2 separate regions of the Mus musculus genome follow, and region 1 is linked to region 2. A link is a loop called in an ENCODE intact Hi-C map of the cell type or tissue named here. Cell type or tissue: left cerebral cortex. All regions are shown on one strand. Each heading gives the region's core, and the rest is flanking DNA. Links, peaks and the distances in the headings are about the cores only. Region 1 overlaps Airn (antisense Igf2r RNA). Region 2 holds the start of Mas1 (MAS1 oncogene).

Evidence for each region. Hi-C counts contacts between places; a loop is a spot of excess contacts. Peaks named below come from ENCODE experiments on the same cell type or tissue, not always from the same donor. Only the 100,000 strongest peaks of a DNase experiment are listed, where the experiment ranks them.
Region 1: a loop joins it to region 2, with 2.1 times the contacts of the local background. A loop is called at or near these places in 2 of 42 quality-filtered maps.

Annotation. Positions count from the first base shown.
Region 1 is chr17:12,790,803-12,802,548 of GRCm38, forward strand. All of the region lies in intron 1 of Airn (antisense Igf2r RNA), which reads left to right. Among named protein-coding and RNA genes, the nearest start is that of Igf2r, 27 kb to the left of the region's middle. RefSeq lists an enhancer at 1-2,268. In left cerebral cortex, for the core only: a CTCF peak has its summit at 6,822 (motif pointing right); a DNase peak (open chromatin) is centred at 6,880.
Region 2 is chr17:12,862,942-12,874,687 of GRCm38, forward strand. It overlaps Mas1 (MAS1 oncogene), which reads right to left and starts at 5,202. Exons shown (of 9, transcript NM_008552.5): 1 at 5,158-5,202; 2 at 2,803-2,917; 3 at 1-161. In left cerebral cortex, for the core only: a CTCF peak has its summit at 6,005 (motif pointing left); DNase peaks (open chromatin) are centred at 5,234, 5,936 and 7,374.

The DNA of each region.
Region 1 (11,746 bases), core at 5,717-8,216, 71 kb before region 2:
TTTACGGTTGACTGTTCAGTGTCTGTCACACTCCAGCTGATAGTGTAAGCCAAACAAACATGTCCATCCCCCGGGTACACTTAAGCCTGTGTGTGAAAGATGTAAGGAGATGATTACCAGAGCTCCTGGGAAGATAGCATTCATGCTGCCATGGGAAGTTGACCTCTCTCTAACAACAGGCATGGGCAGGAAGCTGACAGGATTAGTAGGGGCTGACACTGCTATCAGCCTTGGGGCACTTTGATCACAAGGCTGGGAGAGAGGAATCTCACTGGACTTTTTTTTTTTTTTTAACCTGAGCTAGGAAATCTTCCATCTCCTCTTTATTAACTTGGAATTGGGTCATCTGTTACTTCAGCTAACGGGATCCCTGGTGGAAACCTCGTTGGAAGAGCTGTTATGAGACCCACTAGGAAAGCATGTGACCGTCGCCTGCTAATTAAAAGGCTTGCCACTGAAATAATCAGCAGGCACATGCCCCTGGCACACGGATTCCAGGGAAATGCAAGCCTTTCATCTCTCTTCCATAGTATCTTTTTTCAGTTGTAAATTCTTGGTTCAGTTTGCTTGAAATTCCCAAGCTACATAAGAAATAACTTAGTAGAAAGAAAAGGAAGAAAACTGTGAGAAAACTACAAGTCTCTCTCTCTGGGCCTCTTCTTTTCTTTTTCCCCTCCCTCTTTCATTTCCTCTCACACACACTGGCCTCTAGCTCACTGGTCTCTTACCTCAGCCTCCTGGGTGCTGGGATTACAGGCCCAAGCCACTACGTCCAAGTTTGACTATCAAATTTCTTCCAGCATAATGTTGGCTCTTTCAAAGATTCTTTTCCCTCTCTCCCATTGTGGATGACATCATGGAAAGAGTGTGTCGGAGCTAGCCAGACAGGAAGCCTGAGAGACAGGCCCAGGCATGTACCTTTATAAAAACACTCTCTCAAGAGCCCAACCAGGGTATCACGGGCCCCACATCCATTCCTTCCTTCCTGAGCGCTACATCCCCCAACCCCTGAGGCCAGGTTCTACCTCCTGTAGATACCATCACATCTTAAAGTCACCATGCTAAGGACTAAACCCCCGACATGTGAATGCTTAAGGAACAAATGGAATCCAAACTCCAAGAGACTGAGGTGGTTTATTAAGCTAAAACAGTTAGACAGGCCAGTATGCCAGATCACTATAACCAGAAAAGTTAGATAGGCCAGTATGCCAGATCACTATAACCAAAAAAGTTAGATAGGCCAGTATGCCAGGTCACTATAACCAGAGCCCTCGCAAGGCTGAGACAGGAGAATGGCTACAAGTCTAAATCCAGCCTGGTCTATATAGCAAGAACCAGGCTAGCTGGAGCTATAACTCATAATAATAATAATAATACATGCTAAGTATAAAGTCAAAATACATAGCCCCACCAAAGAGGTTTAGCAGGAAAAAAAAGCAGTATTTTTTTCTATTTCTTTTCTTTTTTTGTTTTACTCTTTCCATGATGACCTAGATACACAGTGATGGGAATTTTGAAAAGGAAGTAAATCAGTATAATATTTCATAACTTGTATTGCTTGCAACCATCCTATAACCAGGGATGAATTACAAATCACAACTCCAATTCAGTTTGTCCAAATCTACATGGTATCAGCAATCTGTAGCCTGGGGGTTGACAGTCGATGAAACCTTTCAGGGACCAACAATTAGCACCGACAATGCCAAGAAGTTTGAGCCGCTTGCCTAAAACGTAGAATAAGGAAGCGGAGGAGTCTGGAGTCACATCCAGGACTATTGGACTCCAGAGGCGTTTTAGAAAACTCATCTCAGAGCAGAAACCATGAGAAGCAGGAGCCTGCCAGCTGCTCTTGTTTACACAGTTCTGTTGGCTCTGGAACACAGTTCAAGGGTTGGGCAGGGTGTGGCCATCTGGAGAGGCACGTGCTGAACCTTGAACAGGCAAAGTGACAAGGCATCCAGCCTGTGAGACTGCAGGATGAGAGCCAGGATCAGGGCACAGGACCTGTGTCACTAGCCTTGGTCCCCCACAGAGGGGGCCATGCTAGCCTAGGTTCACCCATGTCAGATTAACAACAGAATGGGGGAGGGGGTGGCTCAAGGGAATCCTCTTTCTGATCCACTTTTCTTCCGTCCCACCAGCTCACTCATCCCTTCCTCCATTTTGACACGTTTACAGTTCTTATCTCCATCAGCTGTGTCTCAGGCTTGCCACACAACAGTGTAGACGCTCAGATAAGTCATCCTGGTACCCAGCAAGACCTTGGAAGAACAGTCCTAAGCAGGATGCAAAAGTAAACTTTTCCCCCGTTGGATTGATTCAATCCTGGTATTTTTCTGAAGTAAAAATAAAAACAAAAACAAAACAACAACAACAAAAAAAAAACCAAACCAAAACAAAACAAAAAAAACCTAAACCCTGAATGGCATACCTTGCTATTGTGAGAGTCCGTGGACTTTGTTCATCGCTTCAGGCAGAAAATTCTCTTTTTTTCCATATTGTTCACCATCTTGCCTTTGGGATTTTTTTTTTTTTTTTTTGATAGAGTCTCAAGTAACCTGAACTGGCCTCAAACTTGCTATGTAGTAAGAGGTACCTCGAACCTCTAACCTCCTGTCTCCACTTCCCAAGTGCTGACATTATAGGCATGTACCACCATTCCTGGTTTATGTGGTACATGCAAGCCTGGTCAGCACTCTTCCAATTAAACTTTACCCATAATCCTTATAATACATTCTTCTGGTTGGGTCTACATGAGTTCGGCCTGTCTTCATTCCTCTTAAAAATGATTTCCTCAACAAGCAAGGGTGGAATAGTTCCACCACAACAGACCTATAGACAGTTTCATGGGGGGAAAAGAAAGACAATGTTCTATTGTTTTTTTTTTTTAAAATAACTATTCATTGACTATGTGTGTGAGCCTCTGGGGGGTTATGAGCACCAACCACCTTTGCACAGTGACCATAGAAGCCAGAAGGGGGCTTCAGAGCTCCTGGAAATGGAGTTGCAAGCCACTGAGAGGCACTGCATAGGTCCTGGGAAGCTAATGTGCACACCCTCTACAAAGGCAGCAAGTGTTCGCAGCTGCTGAGCCATCTCTCCATCCCCAAGATTTTTTTTTTTTTTTTTTTTTTGAAATCGCTATGTACTAAATGGTTCCTGCAAGCAGCTATTGCCGATTGCCACTTTGCTCTGCACCTGGGAGCTGCATTTGACTGTTTAAGTGGTTCTGTCCCGGAGCTGCTGAAATGCCCAGTGGAACCACAAGCACTCCTTCAGACTTCCTGTTTCCCAAGAGCAGGCAACAGGGGTGTCGATTACAGCTCGTGCAGGCCTGGGGCAGGGAGGCCCACATGTCCTGTGTGTTTTCTATCTGCAGGCTCCGTACAGATGGTGAGGTTGTTCCCACAGCAAATCTGCCACCAAAGGGGATAGGAAATCTTGGCAGGAAGCTCTCTCAAGCACCAGGGGAGAGTCTCCCAGTGACCTTGGCCTCCACCCAACCCTTTCTCACTACTAAATGAGGAAAGCATCTTGAACAGATTCTGCCAAGACTGATGGGACTTGGGCCTTTCTCAGCGCTGGAATGTTAGGTGAAAGCAAGCAGACACATGTTAACAACTAGACACAAAACAGCTTCGATACTATTCAATCACAACAAGGGAGCCCTCTTCCTGGAGGCTCCTAGCCACGTAGGAGAGAGACCAGCTTTCCTGGGTGTGTTCGCCCGAAGGCATTCGCTTTCTCTGGCAAGATCTTACGGTTAACCAAGATTTCCATGGAGTGAGCAGTCCTTGGCAGAAGAAAAACAGAAGCAAGACCACAAAATATTGAAAAGACTCCTGAGGCTGGCGTGGAGTTAATAATCACTTGTACAAACGGGCGGAACTGGTCTCAATGGGGCCCAGAAGCAATGGATGTAGGGGTATATGATGTGGCATCGCGGGGTTCGCACAGGCAAGGAAAAATATCAGCGGTCTATTCTTTTCCATCTCCGAGGCCACCCTCAGGATAGCTGCTTGATGGTCTTTGCCTCCAGACCAGGCCTCCCCCAGCCACTGGAGATGCCTCAGGAGGTCTGACCCACTTAGAGCTGGAGGTGTAGGGCTGGAGAGATAGCTCAGAAGTTAAGAGCACTGACTGTTCTTCATAAGGTCCTGAGTTCAAATCCCAGCAACCACATGGTGGCTCACAACCATCCATAACGAGATCTGACACTCTCTTCTGGTGTGTCTGAAAACAGCTACAGTGTACTTACATATAATAAATAAATAAGTCTTTTAAAAAAATAAGGAAAAAAAAAGGTAGGTGGTAGACTTCCTAGTGCTCAAAGAGACCAGGGTTTGAGTCTCAGCCCTGGACTTGAGATACATAGACTGCCTGGGAACTCCCTATGGAGCTGGGAACAGTGTTGAAATCCTGATCTCCCTTCCTCTATCTCCTGAGATCCTGTGTGTGTGCCACCATAACTGGGCAAAACTGCTAAGGTGTCCTCAAACAGTCTGTCCCTGTCAGGACACTTCCAGATGAAAAACCTCATCTCAGGTTCACCTCAAGCTACAGGGTTCCAGAGGCATCTGCATCCTTTGAGGTCTGTCCTTGCCTCTGTGCGCTTCTCTTTCCCTTGTGCCTCCTGAACACCATCACAGATCCCCAGTTTGCTGTCAACCTCTCAGTCGACTCTGCTCTACTGAGAGGTTTTTCTGATGTTCCTAGTTACATTTCCAGATTCCTGAAGACAGATAAACAATACCCTGCTGTGGATTAGCGCCTGGCTTAGGCAGAACAGACCCACTCTCTTTCCCAGACGCCCTCCTGTCTCCCTTATTCACTTTCAGTCAATCAGTGTTTTACCACTCATACATTTATTTATCTTGCTGGGGGAGGGGAATGTGCCCACCTGGAGCTTTCGAGTGGAGGCCAGAGGTTACCTCACAGGAACTGGTTCTCTCCGCCCACATCAGGTTTGGTGGTGAGGGCCTTTACCTGCTGAACACTGAATTTTAAAACAAAACTCATCAGAATAATCTTAAATAACCCTTCTCATTAAAGCCACCGGTGTGGGTGGGTGAGTGAATGTGAGTGTGTGTGGGGGTATGGTTATCTGTGTGTGTGTGTGTGTGTGTGTGTGTGTGTGTGTGTGTGTGTGTGTAAACAGACCTGACAATCCTGTGGGATGCGGGAAGAAAACACAAGAGCCAATCATAATAGCTTCCTTTCCACTTGTGCATTAAATTATGTCCAAGTATTTTACAAATACAATACTTTGACTAGGCTGGGCAATGGGACTAGTTCACGTCTCTAATCCCAGCCCTTAGAAGGCAGAGGCAGGCAGATCTGTAAATTCTAAGCCAGCCTGGTCTACAAAGTAAGTTTCTAGGACAGTCAGAGCTACACAGAGAAACTCTGCCTCAAAGAGCTGAAAAAAATTATGTACTATGACTGGGATAGTGGTACTTGATCCAAAAATTTTGTACTGACCCACAGGTTTCTACCTAGAACCCTCCTATGTGCCTCCTTTGGTTTGTCTTTATGACAGGGTCTCATGTGTGCTAGACGGGCCTCCAACTCCTGATTGGCCTGTGTCTATCCCTCACATGCTGAAGTTTCAGGCAGGCCCACCATGCCCTGTTTTCCCAAGAAGGTATAGTGACTCCCTAGAGGGACTCTAGTGCCACCTTTCTCAGTAGATTTTGCCTGATTTCCAAAGTGTCTCAACCCCAGTCCATTGTATCTCTTATTATAACAAATGCATGCTTTGGGCCTTGTAATTTAGATTTGAACTTTTTTTATTTTTAGACAAGTGGCTCTGTCAAGCCAAGGCTGGCCTCAAACTAGTGACCCTCCTGCTTCTGTCTTCCTGTGACTTGGGTTGCAGGAGAGTGCCATGCCACCATTCCTAGTTTAGACGTGTATATAAGTTGCCCTTTTTCAGCATTTTTAGAGCTCCCTGAAAGCAGAGATCATATCTCATTATCTCTGGAAGCCTAACATTGCTCCACACAGCAAACAGACATCAACTGAACGAACATTTGAGGTTATCGCACACAAGAACTGAGACTGATAGTTGTGTTTGTTTTTGAGACCAGGACAGCCTTGACCCATGGTCCTCTTGCCTCCACCTCCTACATGCTGGGGTTATAATGGGTGTGCACCCCCATTCTCAACTTTAAAATTACTCTAAGGGGCTGGAGAGATGGCTTGGTAGATGAGAGCACTGGCTGCTTTTCTAGAGGACCTGAGTTCAATACCCAGCATCCACATGGCAGCTCACAACTGTCTGTAACTCCAGTTCCAGGGGCATCTGACACTCTCTTCCGACTTCCACTCACACCAGGCATACACATGGTGCACAGGCATAAAATATAAGCAAAACACCCATATGAATAAAATTTAAGAAATATGTTTTAAAAAATTGATCTCAGTATAACTTGATTTTTTTTTTGAGACAGGATCTCACTTATAGAGACTAGCTGACCTCAAACATGCCTCTGCCTCCTGAGATGGGATTATGGGTGTCTGCTACCACGTTCTGCTATAATTTGCTGTTTGGATAACATATTCTTCATAGAGTGTAATGGTTATTAATAAAGAATCCTGGAAGGCTGAACTTTTTTCTTTTCAGAAAAGGAAATATCCTGGATAACTTCTAGGTTCCAGTCCACAATAAATAAACAGATAGAAAGATGATATAGATAGGCAGGCAGAATAGGTAGATCGATAGATGAGAGATGAGAGATAGATGATAGATAGATAGATAGATAGATAGATAGATAGATAGATAGATAGATCCTGACAATGTGATTACCACAAGATGGCAGAATAACATTGCAGTCCAACATTCTTGCAGCCCTTTTCCAGACATCATAGGTATCACTAGACATTCCTCTGAGAATAGAAAGTGCCCACAAAGAAATTTTGACAGGAGCTGGTGTGACCTACAGATTATCTGCTCTGTGTCTTGCTGTTCTTTGCAAAAGGTGTTGGACAACAGGCAACACCTACCTCCTGAGCATGTGATGGGGGACTCAGACCCAGCAGGCTGGATCTCTTGCAGAGCAGCAGAATACAGCTGTCCTGGGAGAATCACGTGCTGGAGTGAGACCAGCCTAGAGAACACAGAGAGAAGCTATCTCAAAACAGAAGCATAAAAGAACACAGTCCTGCCTCGGGGTCAGCACTGTGGGCAGCCAGTGCCTTACATGGCTCCTGGTGAACCAGAGGAAGTTAGCTTTGGGGATCATTTCATGAATGAGCCCATGTTTCTCCGCAACCTGCAGGTCCCACAGTGTTTCTTGGGGTGTCCATGTCTGGGACTTAACAAGCAGATAACATCCCCAGAAACCACAAAGGTTAGCTTTAGGTTTTGAGTGTCTGGTCAAAGTACTTTGTTGTGATTTGGGGTGTAGTCTCACTGCATAGCCCAGTGTGACCTTGAACTTCAGCCACGGGGTTAGTGACGTATGCCACCATTGCCACAGGGAGTGCTTTTTAGAAGAATATGTCCTGTGAGGGGCTAAACTTGATGCCTTTACATGTGCTCTTATCACTGATAGAGCCTGCAACAAGGAGATTCCCTGATGGACCTTCGAGCCAGTCCTCTCCAGCTCTTCCCTTGAAGAGAAATGATCAGAGAGGCAAGTGGCCGCTTTCCTGGGGACAGTGGATAAGCACTGTCCCAACTCCACACGATAATATCACTCAGTAGAGACTCACTGGGCTCTTACTCTAAGAACCTACACATTTAATCTTTACAACAACGCTTTGAGTTAAGCAACTTATCATTTGTTTGAGACGGGGCCTGTCTTTGTAGACCAGGCTAGCCCCCAGATCTCCATGTAGCCCAGGCTAAGAAAATTCCCATTATTTGCACACACACCCACACCCAAGGTTCTACATAAAGCCTCCTCAGCTTAGAAGTTACCCTGAAGAAGGTGCCAAGAAGAGTGGTGGACTTCTACTCTCCAATAGGTTGTCCAGGCACAAGGACTTGAGTTCAGTTCCCCAAGACCGACATATAAAACAAAGCAAGGCGTAGGATCATGTGCTTGTAATTCCAGCACTAGGAAGGTGAGGCAGGAAGCTGGCTGATTCCCCAGCCTTTCAGCCCAGTCTTCTTGGCATACCCCAGGCCAAGCAGAGACTGTTGTAAAAAACAAGCTAGACAGCACTTGAGGAAGAATGGCCCTTAAGGCTGTCCTCTGACCTCCACAAGTATACACACACACACACACACACACACACACACACACACGAAAAAGAAAAAAAAACATTTGCTTATATATTGTATATCTGACTTGGTGGACTAAAAGTACCTAGAGAATGAATTCTAACATTTGGGAAGCTGAGGGGTAGAAGACTGACAGATTCAAGGCCAGTCTGGGCTACATAGTGAGTTCTAGACAAGCCAGGATTGATAGCAAGACTCTCATCACAAAACAAAACAAAACAAAACAAAACAAAACAAAACAAAACACAACACAACACGCACAGATACACAGAGATACACACATGCAGAGAGAGGTTAATTTTATGTGGACCTGCCCTGCAGATGCAGATTTCAGGGTTGCTAAGTTCCACATATCAAGCCCAAGCATATAGAGGCCGAGGGCTTTCGACTGCTAAGCACACGCTATCCCTAGTGGTGATACTGCAGAACTCAGAGCACACTGTACAATAGGACATCAGGCTCCTAGGAAGCCCTGGGAGAACAGGGCCGCACAGCTAAGAGATGGATGGTACCTGTGTGCTCTGCCAAGTGCCGCACACTCTCCATCCAGCCGAGCCCATCCCTCTGCAGAAGGCTCATAGACAGAAAGCCCCCCTCCCTGGAGCAGCTGGCTCCCTTTGGTTTGCAGCTTTTGGCACCGTCTTATCTTACTTTGATAAAAAGGAATTTTGCAATAAAATTTCTTGGCAATGGTTCAGTGAAGAATTTTCATATTATCATTTTAAAAGCTTTGAGGGGTGGACCCGGAGAGATAGCTAAGTGGTAATCTTCCAGAGGGCAGGCATTTGATTCCCACAGCCACACTGGGTGACTCACAGAATTCCAACTGTAATTTCAGCTCCATGAAATCCTCTTCTGGCCTCTATGGCCATCCATACTCATATGTGCATTCATACATATACATAGACAAAAACAAATTCAATCATTAAAAGTAAAAAAAAAAAAAAGGGCTTTAGAGGGCTATGGAAACGGCTCAGTGGATGGATATGGGCTTGCTGGGGATGAGCTTGGAGGGCTATGGAAACGGCTCAGTGGATGGATATGGGCTTGCTGGGGAAGGATAAGGATGTATCTCTACACCCACATTAAAAAGAGCCAGGCATGGTCCACACGGATGCTGGAGAGGCAGAGACAGAGACAGGAAGATACTTGGAGCTTGCTAATCACTAGCCTAGTACAAAAGTGAGGTCCAGGTTCAGTGAGAGACCATGTCATATAAGTAGCACAAGATTGTCGATCACATTATCAGAGCTCTAAAAGAGACCATGCCTCAAAAAACTTAAGGATTATGATAAAAGAGACAGCTAAGGTGTGCTCACATGCACAAATGTGCATGAGTGCACACACACATACTTCACAGCTGGGTATATAACTCAGTAGATTGCTTGCCTAGCACACACATGGTACTATGTTGATTCCCAACCACACATAAACAGAGTATGGCAGTACATACCTGTAATCCCAGCACTAAGGAAGACAGAGGTGGGGGGAATCAGAAGTTTAGGGCCATGCTCTGCTATACAGACATCTTGAGGTCTGGGTACATGACATCTTGTCTCTGCAAACAAAGCAAACACACAAACAGAAGATTATTAAAGTATCATTAGTAAGCCGTAACTTGTTGACACACAGATTGCCTATAGCAGAAAATTTGCCATTTTTTGAAGCATACAAAGGCCCCTGAGACCATCAGCACAATCCCCCAGAATGGCCCTCTGTCTCTCCAGTGTAGTCCATTCCAGTGTCCACCAAGCAGACATTGGTGTTTCCATCATTTTCTAGAGCAGAAATGGAATCCTACAACAATATGTAGTCCTTTGTCAGAATCCTCCCACTCAGCATAGTTATATATTGTTGCATGGGGCCCGCTAGCTCATTCGTCTGTGTTACTAAGTAATTTTCCACTGTGGGGATGTTCCAGGGTTGATCCCTCTCCCTGTCTTTGGATTAGTACTGTCTTTTCTTTGGAACAACTACCTGGCATTGGGTAGATTGAGCATATGGTGGCCATGCTTAAGACTCTGCTAAACAATTAGACCTTTTAAAAAATGTTTGCATGATTCTTTCATTCCCAAGGAACAGAGTTCTTCCATATCTTCTTTGTTAGTATGTTTTAATTTATCTTAATGAGGGTGAGTGGTATCTCATTGGTTTTAGTCGGTATTTGAATTAATTACATCTAATCTTGGATATTCTACTTTGTCTTATTTGTAGTCTATATATCTTTTGGGGACAGTAATTTGGGGTGGGTTTTTTTTTTTGGTTTGTTTGGGTTGGGTTTTTTTTGTTTGTTTGTTTTTTGTTTTTTTCAAGACAGGGTTTCTCTGTGTAGCCTTGGCTGTCTTGGAACTCACTTTGTAGACCAGGCTGGCTCGAACTCAGAAATCCGCCTGCCTCTGCCTCCCGAGTGCTGGGATTAAAGCTGTGCGCCACCACGCCCAGCCAATTTATGCTAATCTTCCTCCCTCAGCTTCTCAAGTGCTAGGGTAACAGGCATAGACTACCATGCCTAGCTATCTGCCATCTGTTTACTTCCTATGCTAAAGTATTTGCTCAAATCTCTGCCCATTATAAAATTGGATAGATTAAAAAAAAAAAATAACGCTTATCAGGGCTAGAGAAAATGGTTCAGCAGTCAAGAGCATTTGCTGATCTTGCAGAGGATCCAGGTTCATATGCAACTGGAAATCATTAGACAAAATGTAAGGGAAGTGGGGTTTATAGGGCCTCCTGAATGATCTTTGCAATCTGCCAATAAGCATAAAACTAGTCTGAAATGGGAATCTCTCTTTAAAAAAAAAAAAAAAATATATATATATATATATATATATATCAAAGTAGTCATTTAGAAGAACAGCCAGGGAAAGTTTATTACAATTGCTGTGAAACACTGGATTCTAAAAAATAGTCATCCCTATAATATCTTCCCAACTGCAACACAGCCATTGGCTTCCAACCTTCCAGATGCTCCTGTCTGGCTGGAAATGTGTGTTTATTTCTTCAAGCTGTAAAACGGTTCTCACGGGGCTCCACAAAGCAGAAGGGTTTTAATCACCCCCACCCCCAGCCCCTCTCAGCGCCCTCACTCTCCCAGATGTTTCTCTTCCCAACTAACTTTGACCACATTACTCTCGCTCATGTGTCAGAGATACAGAACGTCCCTTCCGAGAAGAGCCCAGAGATGCTTAATGTTTGTGGCACGTCGTAAAACACAAAGAGAGATTATACTCTAAAGTCACTACCAGGAATCACTGTGCTTTGTGTACAAGTGGAACATGTGTGCCCATTCACCCAGAAACTGAGAATTGGAACCCTGCTGACAAAGGCATTCTGAAAACGCCTATCACATACCAGGGATGAGCCTCCAAAGCAAGAACTCAAAAGAGCACAGGACTTTGCCCCATGTGGATACCAATTGAGTTTCTAGATTCCTGGTATAGCTTTGCCCAGGAAGAAAGTCTCACAAGATACACAGTGTTTCAACAATAAAGGAACCTCTGGTGGAACCACCATGCC
Region 2 (11,746 bases), core at 4,993-7,492:
CCAGACGGCAGGAATTCCAGCCCACACTGTGGACACAGCTTCGTTTATTCTCTTTATACCCCAACCTTCTCGGAGGGATGTTCAGGAACGCCTCCATCTCTAGTCAGCTTGTAACCTCCGTCCTGTTCCTTCAGCAAAACTCGGCAAGCAGGTGCAAGCAGCTTCCCAGTGGGGTGGGTAGAAACAGACAGAGAAGAAAATTCGAAGCCGTGAGACTGAATGTGACAGTGACATCAGTCGGTCAGAGTCCCTATTCAGTTCCATCACTGTCAACTTGAAACAAGTCGCTTACCTTGGAAGCCTCAGCTTCATCTCTGAGATAGGGACAATGACACACCCACATCATAGGGCCCCCACCCCAGTATGTGCTGCCCTGCAGTGAGACACATGGACCTTGGATTTGACGTTCCATTACTCTTCAATAACTCGGTTCATGGTTTTTATAATGCCATCTGTAGAAAGGGGGACTTGATAAAATCAGCCTGACTGGCGGACTACAGAGAAAGCAGGATGAGCACTGAGGGTGAGATGCCAAAGCTTTTTTTTTTTTAAGATTTATTTATTTATTTTATGTATATGAGTACACTGTAGCTGTACAGATGGTTGTGAGCCATCACATGGTTGCTGGGAATTGAACTCAGGACCTTCAGAAGAGCAGTCAGTGGTCTTAACTGCTGAGCCATCTCTCCAGCCCCCGCCAAAGCTTTAAATTAGCTTAAATTCAGACTCCATTTTAGAAAACCTGACCTAAGTTTGAACTCAAGTAGGCTAACAGGCTGGTATCTAGCACTAATTTCCAAGTTGCCCCCCAACAAAACTTGAGCCTAGCTCCAGTCTCCAGGTTACACCCTCAACAAGACCAGTGTCTCCAGGTTATTCCCCCAACAAACCTGCACCCCCGGTTACAAGCCCACCCCTTGTCTAACGACCACCAATGCAGAGGGGAGCCGAAGTTAAGTTTATGTTAGGACTCCCAGCACCAGCCAGTTATATTAAAGGCCACAGCAGCTTTCCAATTAGATGCTTGCACACATATTCCCTGCTTGCTGCTTATTATAAAACCTTGCCCTGATAGACATTTAGGGCTCCACCACCACCAAAACCATCCTGCATGATGGTGGTGTGTTGGGGGGACCCAAGCTAGCTCAAATAGAATAAAGACCCTGCTGTGAGTTGCATCAGATTGGCTTCTGTGTGTGTATGTCCCTGACACAAGGGGAGGGTGTGCTGGTAAGCAGGCATTCTGAAAACTCACTGTGCCCATTGGCTGTGGCTCCTATAACCCACAAGCTGGGCAGCCTAAAACAGAATGTATTCTCTCACAGTGTCAGAAGCCAAGAGTGCAAATTCAGATGCCAGCTTGGCCAGGCTCCATCTGAGGCTGGGTACAAACCAGCCTTGCCTCTCTTGAGCTCCCAGTGGTGGGTATCAAGCTGTGGCATCCTTTGCTTAACACTACAGCATTTCTCTGCCTCTGTTGTCCCATGGCCTTGCCCTTACAATTCCATATTTGTATCAGGATACCAATCAGGCTAGATTAAATCAATACCAGTTCACTCTATTCCAGTATGACCCATATTGACTGCAATGGCCTAGTTTCCAAATGAGCCCGCAGTTGAGACTCTAATGCAGTTTTAGGGGTTGGGGAACACACAGAAATTCAAACCATATAGTACCCAAGTTACAGAGCTGAATTGTAACTTCCCTGCTGGGCACGTTGGAAAGGCATTAAGATCTGTTTTCTTACCCAGCTCAGGAAACTGGAGCTCTAAGCATTCCTCAGCTCCACTAAGTACGATCACGTAACTGTGCAGCCATCGCTGCCATCCCGTCTCCTGAACCTTCTCATCTTCCCAAATGGAAGCTCTGCTCTGCTCATTAAAATACTATGTTCTCAGGCTGGAGAGCACTGACTTCTCTTCCAAAGGTCCTGAGTTCAAATCCTATAACCACATGGTGGCTCACAACCACCCATAATGAGATCTGATGCCCTCTTCTGGGGTGTCTGAAGACAGCTACAGTGTACTTACATATAATAAATAAATAAATCTTTGGGCCAGAGTGAATAGGGCTGGAGAAAGAAGAAAAAAGTGTCTGAAGACAGCTATGGTGTACTTACATATAATAAATAAGAAAATCTTAAAAAAAAATACACACTCACACACACATATACATATATATATGTATATGTGTGTATATATATATGTGTGTGTGTGTATATACATATATACATATACACACACACACACACACACACACATATATATATATATATATATACACAATGTTCTTCATGCTCCAGGCCCTCCTCCCAGCCATCATCCTTCTTTCTCTCTGTAGCTCTCACTGCTCAGGAACCACCTGTAAGTGAAAGGAGACATGATATGGAAGTACGCTCTCCCACCCAGGCTCAGGTACCAGGGCTTGGTTGCCAGTTTTGGGATCCTGCAGCTTCTGATTTCTTGAAAAGATTAATCCATTGATGGGGTCGCATTTGAGGGCATTATTGGAAAGGGATGGAAGCATTAGAAGGTTGGCTTGGTTGAAGGAGGTAGGGTACTGGCGCTGGATCCCTCCTCCTGCCCTTTCCTCTTCAGCCTTCTCTCCCTGCTCCTTGTCTATCACAAAGCAGACATCTGTTCTGCCTTATCGTGGCCCCAAAGCAACATAGCAAAAGACTATAGGCTGACTGAAACCCTGGCACCAGGCCCAAGTGGATAATCCCCTCCTTTCCATTGTTTATTCTGTCATGATATCTTATAGACAATGCTTTTCCTTTTGAGACTGGCTTTTTCCACTTACCATGGTGTCTTCTAGTTCCATCTATGTTATAACATGTGTCTAAATCTCTCCCCTTTTCAATCTTGCGTGGGAAAAAAAATCACTTTCTGTCGATTCATTCTTCTGGGAATAGATCCTGAATTGTTGGAGGATATATTTTATAAAGTATCTTTACTTTTAGGTGACATATAACAGAATGCACTCCTGATACCAACTTCTGTCTTAGGGTTTTACTGCTGTGAACAGACACCATGACCAAGGCAGCTCTCATAAGGACAACATTTAATTGGAGCTGGCTTACAGGTTCAGAGGTTCAGTCCATTATCATCAAGGTGGGAACATGGCAGCATCCAAGTAGGCATGGGGCAGGAGGAGCTGAGAGTTCTACATCTTCATCTGAAGGCTGCTAGAAGACTGGTTTCCAAGCAGCTAGGATGAGGTCTACACCCACAGTGACACACCTACTCTGGACCAAGTATATACAAACAATCATACACATGTAGAGTATAGTGACACTTTAACACATTATGTATATCACCTCAGATGTATCTTCATGCTGGAAACAAGAATTCTCTCTTAGCTGTTTGAGAATATTTCATTGATTGCTGCCACGGTTAATATTGTCGATTTCATGGACATAGAGTCAGTAAAGAGACAAGGCCTCTGAGCATGCTGGGACTTTTGTAGATTAGGTTACTTGAGGTGGGAATACCCAGTCTAAATGTAGGTAGTCCTATCCCATATGCTGGGATCCTGGGCTACATCGAAACAGAAATGAGAGCTGAGCCCCCAGGGTTCATCTTTCTTTGCTTCCTGGCAGCCAGTGCTTCATGTCCGGCCTCCTCACAGTCCTGTCCCACCATGATACACTGTATCCCCAAACTATAAGCCAAGATAAACCACTTCTCTTGCAAGATGCTTTTGTCAGAGCAACAAGCTCATGATAGTTAGGCTGCCATCTTTTCTCAGAGCTCTGCATTATAGAATTAGAGGAGACATGTTTGCTGATCAAGCCCAGAAATCTCTCTCTTCCCTCATGATTTTCCAGAGCCTATGGAATCAATACCTGCTAGACATCACCAAAAGAAACCCAGAAGGCACTCTGCATGTATTTTTGGTCCTGAACTTTACAAGTGCCGAGGGATCCGCAGGCAACTCAAATGGCCACCAACTTCTGTAGAAGGAGCACTTATTAAAGGAACGTTAGCTGGCTCACCAATCTCCAGGAGGCAAAAAATAACCCAGGCTGTTGAGTTAGGTTGCCAACAACTGCATGAGCTAAAAGCGTGCGGCAGATTTAGCTCCACCAAGACGTGGCTGCTGCCTCCGTGAAGCAGAGTGAGTCAGCGGCCCTGCCACCCCTGGTCCCCTGCATGGTGCACTGGCCTCCGTCTTGCCATTGACACCCCCGTGCTAAAGATGTTTTCTGTGTCCCTGCTCCTTATGAACAGAGTACTTGAGCAAAATGAAGACTGCCTGGACAGCTGTGCCAAGGTCAGAAGCCCATGGCTAGCATGTGGGTAGAGGGTCAAGAAGAGACTCAGTGGGGAACGCCCTTCCCCCTCCTGCCACTCCAGACACAGAAAAAGTGACCAAAGGAGAGAGCCACCTCAGCTGTTGGTAACTTCTCTAGCTCTGTCTGTAATGGTGAGCAATAATTATCTAAACTACTTATATAGAGGTTTTGGGGAGGGAGGTCCCTACCTGGAGCCTCCTCCCTATAGGCCTCCAGTAGCTTTCCCCATTTTGTTCCACTCACAAAATCTGGATGTCTTATGTCCTCACCAATACTTGCATACACACACACACATGCATATATATATATATATATATATATATATATATAGTGTGTGTGTATGTATTTATGTGTGTGTCTGTGTGTGTGCATGCGTTTGTGTGCATGTGTTTATGTGTATGCCTGAGTGTGTATGTGTGTATTTATGTGTGCCTGAGTGTGTGTATGTATGTATGTATGTATGTGTGAGTATGTGTGTATGTATGTGTGTATGTGTATGAGTGTGTGTGTATATGTGTGAGTGTGTGTTTGTGTAACAGACATCGTGTGTGTGTGTGAGTGTGTGTGTGTGTGTGAGTGTGTGTGTGTGTGTGAGTGTGTGTGTGTGTGAGTGTGTGTGTGAGTGTGTGAGTGTGTGAGTGTGTGTGTGTGTGTGTGTGTGTGTGTGTGTGTGTGTGTGTATGTAACAGCCATCCTGACGGGTGGAAAGAGACACTGTTTGATAACTTTCAAGGCCCTCCTCCGCCTCACTTAAGTCTGTGTTCCTGAGGAGTGTGTGGAAAGCCCTTAAGGAGGGAGGCTAGTTGCCAGAGGAGCTGCATTAGAAGATAGGGAGTTTCATAGAGGGAGGTAGAGCTTACCTGCCTTTGCCAGGGATGTAACCAGGTGCATGTGTGTGACAATCTAAAGGAATGCAGCTTGGAATGCTGGGTAAAAGACACAGAGATTCTAAAAGCTTCTGTCCCTGCCCACATTCCTCACTTGAGCATCCCCATTGGCTGCTCTGAGGTTTAGCCTTACAATCAATAGGTACATGTAAGTTAACGTATCTGTAAGTCTTCTAATCACACTAACAAACTTGAAGAGGGACCCTGGCTTATGGGTTGTCCAGAATGAGTCTTCAAGCTGGAGTACACGAACTCCAGGAGGACCATGTCAGAACTGAATTATGATTATATGTAATTATATGGCATCAGGAGAGTGTCTGCACAGAGCAAACAAATCAGTTGGTGGGGGACCACACACACACACACACACACACACACACCACACACATCTGCCACGAGAAGTGACTAGTTTCCCTTCTCCAGGACTCCTTCCCCCTGCTCCCCACCCCCACCCCCCACCATCAGCCCCAAACCTCCAGGCCTGTCTTAAAATAAACACCCTATGCTTAGTCCTCCGTGAGAGACCACTGATATTTTTACAGACCCGCCTTGGAAGTTCCCAGAACACTTCTTCCACTGGCAGTACTTTTAACTTTGAAATTCTGCATTAAACTCGGGCTGGGTGGTGAGGTCTGTCAGACCACACTTCTCAGATAACACAGCCCCAGCCTCAGGCAACAAGAGCCTCTGAGAACAGAGCTACTTCAAAACCACCTCAAAAAATAGCATCCCTCCCTGGCCCTTGGGAAAATGCACAGGACTCTGCCAGAAGGCATCGAGAAGCCCCAGTGGGTTCCTTATTTGCTGGTGCCATCAAGTGGTAGGGTTTTCTTTTCTTTTCTTTTTGTTTGTTTTTTTTTTTTTTTAAATAAATGTTGCTTGGCAAGCTGTGTGATAGTTTATGCTCAGGTAAGCTCATATCATGAAACACTTGGTTTGGAGACTGGGACACAACTCAGCAATAGAGTGCTTACAAGGCAAGCATGTTTGGACCTCAGGCACCCAGGTTAACTATCTCTAATCCTGGCACTGGGAAGTACAAAAGAGAGACGATCCCTGGGGCTGGACAAGAAATGGCATAGCAAAGCAAGATGTTTATCCCTCAACTAGAAGAGATCAATGACATTCCACACTCGTGGGCAAGAACAGAGGAGTGTACTTGTCACTGTGAAACTGAGGGTAAAGGAGGATAATTGATAGGAGCTGTTATTATTATTTTTTTAAGTATTTACTTATATGACTACACTGTAGCTGTCTTCAGACACACCAGAAAAGGGCATTGGATCCCATTACAGATGGTTGTGAGCCACCGTGTGGTTGCTGGGAATTGAACTCAGGACCTCTGGAAGAGCAGTCAGTGTTCTTAACCTCTGAGCCATCTCTCCACTTCCATAGCAGCTGTTCTTAAGAAGAATTAGAGATTGGCCTGGGGTCTTGTTACACTTGTGAACAGTAACATGAACTAAAAAAGGTATGACTGTAACCTGAGGTTTTTAATGTCTTATTTCAGCTTGGCTATGGGATGCGTCTTAAGGCTCACATGCTGAAAGCTCTTCCTGCAGCTGCTGGGGCTGCTAGAACGAGCTTGAAACTTTAGAAGAGCAGCTCAGAGAAAAAAAGTCCCTGGGGGTGTGCTCTAAAAGGGTATGTGGTCCTGGCCATTCCCCGCCCCACCCCCCACACTACCCCCTACCCCCACCCTCGCCCTACCTCCTGTTACCATTATCCTGATGCTTAGGTGAGAACCTCTGTTCCCTGCGGTGATGCTCTCTGCCTTATGCTGGGCCCCCAAAACATTACAGACAGGGCCCTGGCTGAAACCCTGAGCCCAGGAAGCCTTCCCTCCTTTAATGTTGTTGCCTCTGTTATTTTGTCACAGCAAGAAAGGCTGACTTGGAGAATACTGGCACCAAGAGAGGCTATTGTCATGACTTTTCTCACTGGTGTGGTGCAATCCTTTGAAATGGATGACAGGGGGAGGCAGGAGGATTAGGAATTCAAGGTGAGCTAGTCTATAGGAGACCTTGTCTAAATAAACCAACAAATTAGCACTGAAATAGTGTCCCACCAGCTTTGCCATATCTACATAGTTAGCATTGAGTCAGTTTCCAGCCCTCTCTCACACACACCTAAGGAAGGGGTACTACAGCCAGGCGGGGTAGTAGTTGTGTTTTATAAAAAGTGCCAGGATATATCTTATAGAGCGCCATATGGTGGGTGGGAGGGTGCCTCTGTGGGCCCATGCTGAGGCATCCCTTCACTCTAAGGTATCAGCCATAAGACAGGTATAGCATAGAAGAGAGTTTATTTATATTATTAGGGCATGGGAAGGAAGGTTAAGAAGGGAGTGGAGACAGAGAGGGAGGAGGGAAAAGAGGAGAGGAGGAGAGGAGGAGAGGAGAGGTGAGGCAAGGGGCAAGGGAAGGAGAGGGAAGGAGAGAAGAGATGAGAAGAGGCTGGCCAAACAAGGGGTGGAGCAGGGAGGAGAATGGAGAGAGAGGAAGAAAGGAATCAGGAAGAGAAGAGAATCAGAGAGAAAGAAGGAGCAGAGAGAGCAAGGGGGGGGGGAGCAAATCAGCCTCTTTTATAGCAAGCCAGGCTATTGCCAGGTAACTGTTGGGCGGAGCTTAGAGGGAACGCTAACAGCAGCCAAAGCTTTTAATCCCAGCACTTGAGAGGTAGAGGCAAGTAGATCTCAATGAGTTCGAAGCCAGCCTGGTCTACAGAGTGAGTTCCAGGACAGCCAGGGCTACACAGAGAAACCCTGTCTCAAAAGCCAAAAAAAAAAAAAAAAAAAAGAGGAGGGATTACAAAGGCTGTGACTCATGTGGAGGGGGAGTCTTCCACAAATACCAATGACTTTTTCAAAAAGAAAAAAAAAATCCCCAAGTAGGGCAGGGTGAGTCAAAGGCACTTGTCCCCAAGCCTGACAACCTGAGTTTGATCCCTGGGACCCACAGGATGAAAGAGAACAACTCTCAAACATTCTCCTCTGACCTCCACGGGATGCCCTGACACGTGCGTGTGCACACACAGCCTGCTGGAGCTAGCTAGCTAGCTTTCGTCCTCCTCCTTGGTAGCTCATGAAAACAGGACAATGTTACAGCCCCAAGGAAGGACACACGGGCTGGGACAGGGCCCACAGCTTGCCACTCCACTCCCCAGCAAACATTCCTTGGGACCATTTCTCATTCTATGCTCTGCCTCCCCGCAGTCGTCCTGAAAATCAGGTCTTCCAGCCATCACCTGCAGCAGAGAGGTGGGGAGGGTAATTATCTGAGTGGGAATTGGCAAAGAAACCCCCTAGTACCTGTCCCAGCGGTGCCTGTAGGCTGGCCTGCCCAGTACACAGAGAGCCTTCCTCCTCCCTAGCCCTCTGCAAAGAGGGTCACATTGGCTGGAAAGAGAGTCCACTCTGAAAGGATCCCGAGGGCTACTCTAGGGCCAGGTGGAGATTAGAGATGCAGGAGGCGGGAGTGAGATGGATGGGGACCCGAAGGTGTTCACAACCAGAGTGCTGATGCACATATCCAATTCACTAACAACCAGAGAGGAATGCAGTGTCCGGCTCCTGTTGGAGTAGATCAGGATATTTTCCCATTAGCTGGGACTTGATGCAAACTACCAAAAGTGTCTCCAGATTATTTATTAGTTTGACTGACAGGTCTCCGAGGAAAACTAGCCCTGCCCTCTACCCTCAGGGCTTGCCAACAGGAATCTAAATTTCACTGGCCAGATCTGAAGCCAAAATAAGACCCTGAGAACAGACCGGTGCCAGACTGGTGTGGGCACTCTTTCAGCCTTCCAGAACCTTCTTGTCTGCTGAACAGGGTATGAGAACCAGCAGAAATAGCAAGCCCTGAGGGAAGAACCAGAGATTACCACAGTGGCTCCTCACCAGCAGACCGTGAGTGCTCCCACTTGCCCGTTCCAAAAGATCTCTGTGACTTGCGTGTGCGGGAGCCTTCCTCCTTCCCAGCCCTCTGCAAAGAGGGCCACGCTGGGTAGAAAGAGAATCCACTCTAAGAGAATCTTAAGGTCTACCTTAGGGGGCTTAAGTCTTCTAAAACAGGGGTGTTATGGTCAGATTACAACCACAGAGGGCGCTCCCCCCCCGCCGCCCCGTAACAGCATCATAAAAAAAAATTAAAAGCGTGCCTAGTAATCGTGCCCCATATATGTGTGGGTAAGCTCACAGGTGTGCGCACAATGTGCATGGTGCTGGTTCTGCACACCCGCTGAGCGACACTTGGCTTAGAGCACTGAAACAGCACCCGAAATAAAATGTGGCTCTGTTCTGTTTCGTGGGTTTCTAGTAGAAAACTGGCACACAGATGCGAGCACATTTAACCCCCGCCGAGCTTCCTTGATTGACTGGGTCTGAGAGGCTGAGAGAACTCATTAGTAAAGACCATAAATAACATGTTCTAGACACCGGGTGTAAATCCAGAAAAGGGTGGGGGAACTGGGAAGGCAACTGCCACCAGAACATGTGGCACTGTCCCTGGCAGGTTGTGCAGACTGTACCCCGCTCTCTTTCCCCTTCCTCGCTATGCCCTCCTGTTCTCTCTACTACAGTGGATAATTACAGACAGATGTTGACTGAGGTATCTACATGCAGACAGGAGGTTGAAGGGTGCCTACCTACAGGAAATGGTATGGTAGCACGTTGGGGGACTGAGCCCAGAGTCCTCAACATGCTACGTGAGAATGGCCTCTAACCTCTCTGGGTTCCTTAACAACCGTGTGGAGCCAGCCAATCTGACTGATTAGTATAATTGTACTTACTAGTTCAGCTCTTGTCTTCTGTGTCTCTCTCTATCTCTGTCTGTCTCTGTCTCTCTCTCTCTGTTTCTCTCTGTCTCTCTCTCTGTCTCTCTCTCTCTGTCTCTCTCTCTGTCTCTCTCTCTGTTTCTGTCTCTCTCTCTGTCTCTCTCTGTCTCTGTCTCTCTCTCTCTCTCTATCTATCTATCTCTATCTCTCTGTTTCTGTGTGTAGCCTTGGCTGTCTTGACACTCGCTCCATAGACCAGGCTTGCCTCAAACTCACAAAGATCCGCCGGCCTCTGCCTCCCAAGTACTGGGACTAAAGGCATGCGCTGCCGCCACCACCACCCAGCTCTTCTTTTTCTTTTAAATTATGCTCTGTTCCTATGGCCAGAATATTAAGACATACGATTTAAGTGAGTTCCTTTTTGTTCACTAACACACTTGTACCTGGGCAGGAAGTTTAGTGTGGATGCTGTTCCTTTCACAGGCAGCCCCGTCCCTTATTTGTTCAGATTACCATGAAAGGATAGCCACGAGTATGCGCTGACTTATCACACTGCTCCGCACTGAACATTTGGCCCCCAGGCAGGCTGTTGCAAGCGGCTGCCTGGTGGCTCCTGGTCTATGACAAAGATCCCTGCAGGATCTTTCTGCCCCACCCCCACCCCAATTCTGCTCTCACTCTTGGCCCTTGGACAGAGGGGTTGTGACAGTGGACTTAAGGAAGAGAAAGAGAGGGAAGAAACTGGGGGTCTGGGCTGCACCTGGAGAAGACCAGTAAAGGCCATAGAAAAAAACCCATGCATGTTCATAGGCCAGCAAGGACCCCAATTCCCAAGAGGAGAAAATATGAGCAAAGCATCCAGAACATTCTGTCCAAGAAGAAACAAAATACCAAGAAATACCACCTTGCTAAGTGCTAAGCCTGCCAGTAAAAACTTCTGGATATCATTTTCCCTATTAGATAGTTTTTTTGAGAATGATCAAAAAAAGTGGGGGGGGGCTTCTCTGTACAAGTTCTCTCTTATGCTGCTTCCAAAAGCAACCTTTTAAAAATATTGTCTATTGTTCTTTGAGAATTTCATATGCGCACAATGTAATTTTATCATACTTACCCCTACTCCTCACCTAACCCCCTCTCAGGACCTCACCCCCACCCCACCCCAACTTTGTGCCCTTTTTGTTTGTTTGTTTTTTAATGACTCATGGAGTCCAGTTTGACCTGTCCGCAGGAGAATGAGACCGTCACTGGAGCATAACTGACCTACCAGGGGCCATCACCTTAAAGAATGCTGGCTCCCCCTCATCCAGCAGTCATCTATTATCATTAGCTCTCCAGCAAGGGGTAGTGAGCCCCTCCCCACTCCATGCTAGAATGAAGTGGCTTGATTTTATGCAGGTATTGTGCACAGCTGCTGGGTCTCTTTTAGCCTAGACCAGCCTCTAACTCCCAAGCTAGTGAGTTGAGTATGACATTGACATTGACTTCTGGGATTCCTGCCTGTACCTCCTGAATACTGAGATTATAGTTATAAAACACTATTGCCAGTGCATGTGGTGGAATCCAGGGCTTTGTGAGAGATAAGCAAGCACTCTCTGAGAACCATACTTTTGAGAATTGCCAGACTGAGGACTGGCATGTTTCTGTAATCTGCAATCCAGAGCTGTGGCAATGGCTCTGTGTGCAAAACGCTTCTTTGAAAATGTGAGGGGGTCCAGGTTCAGTGAGACACCCTGAGTCCTTGCTTTTTTTAAGTTGTTTATTTATTTATTTATTTTATGTATGTGAGTAC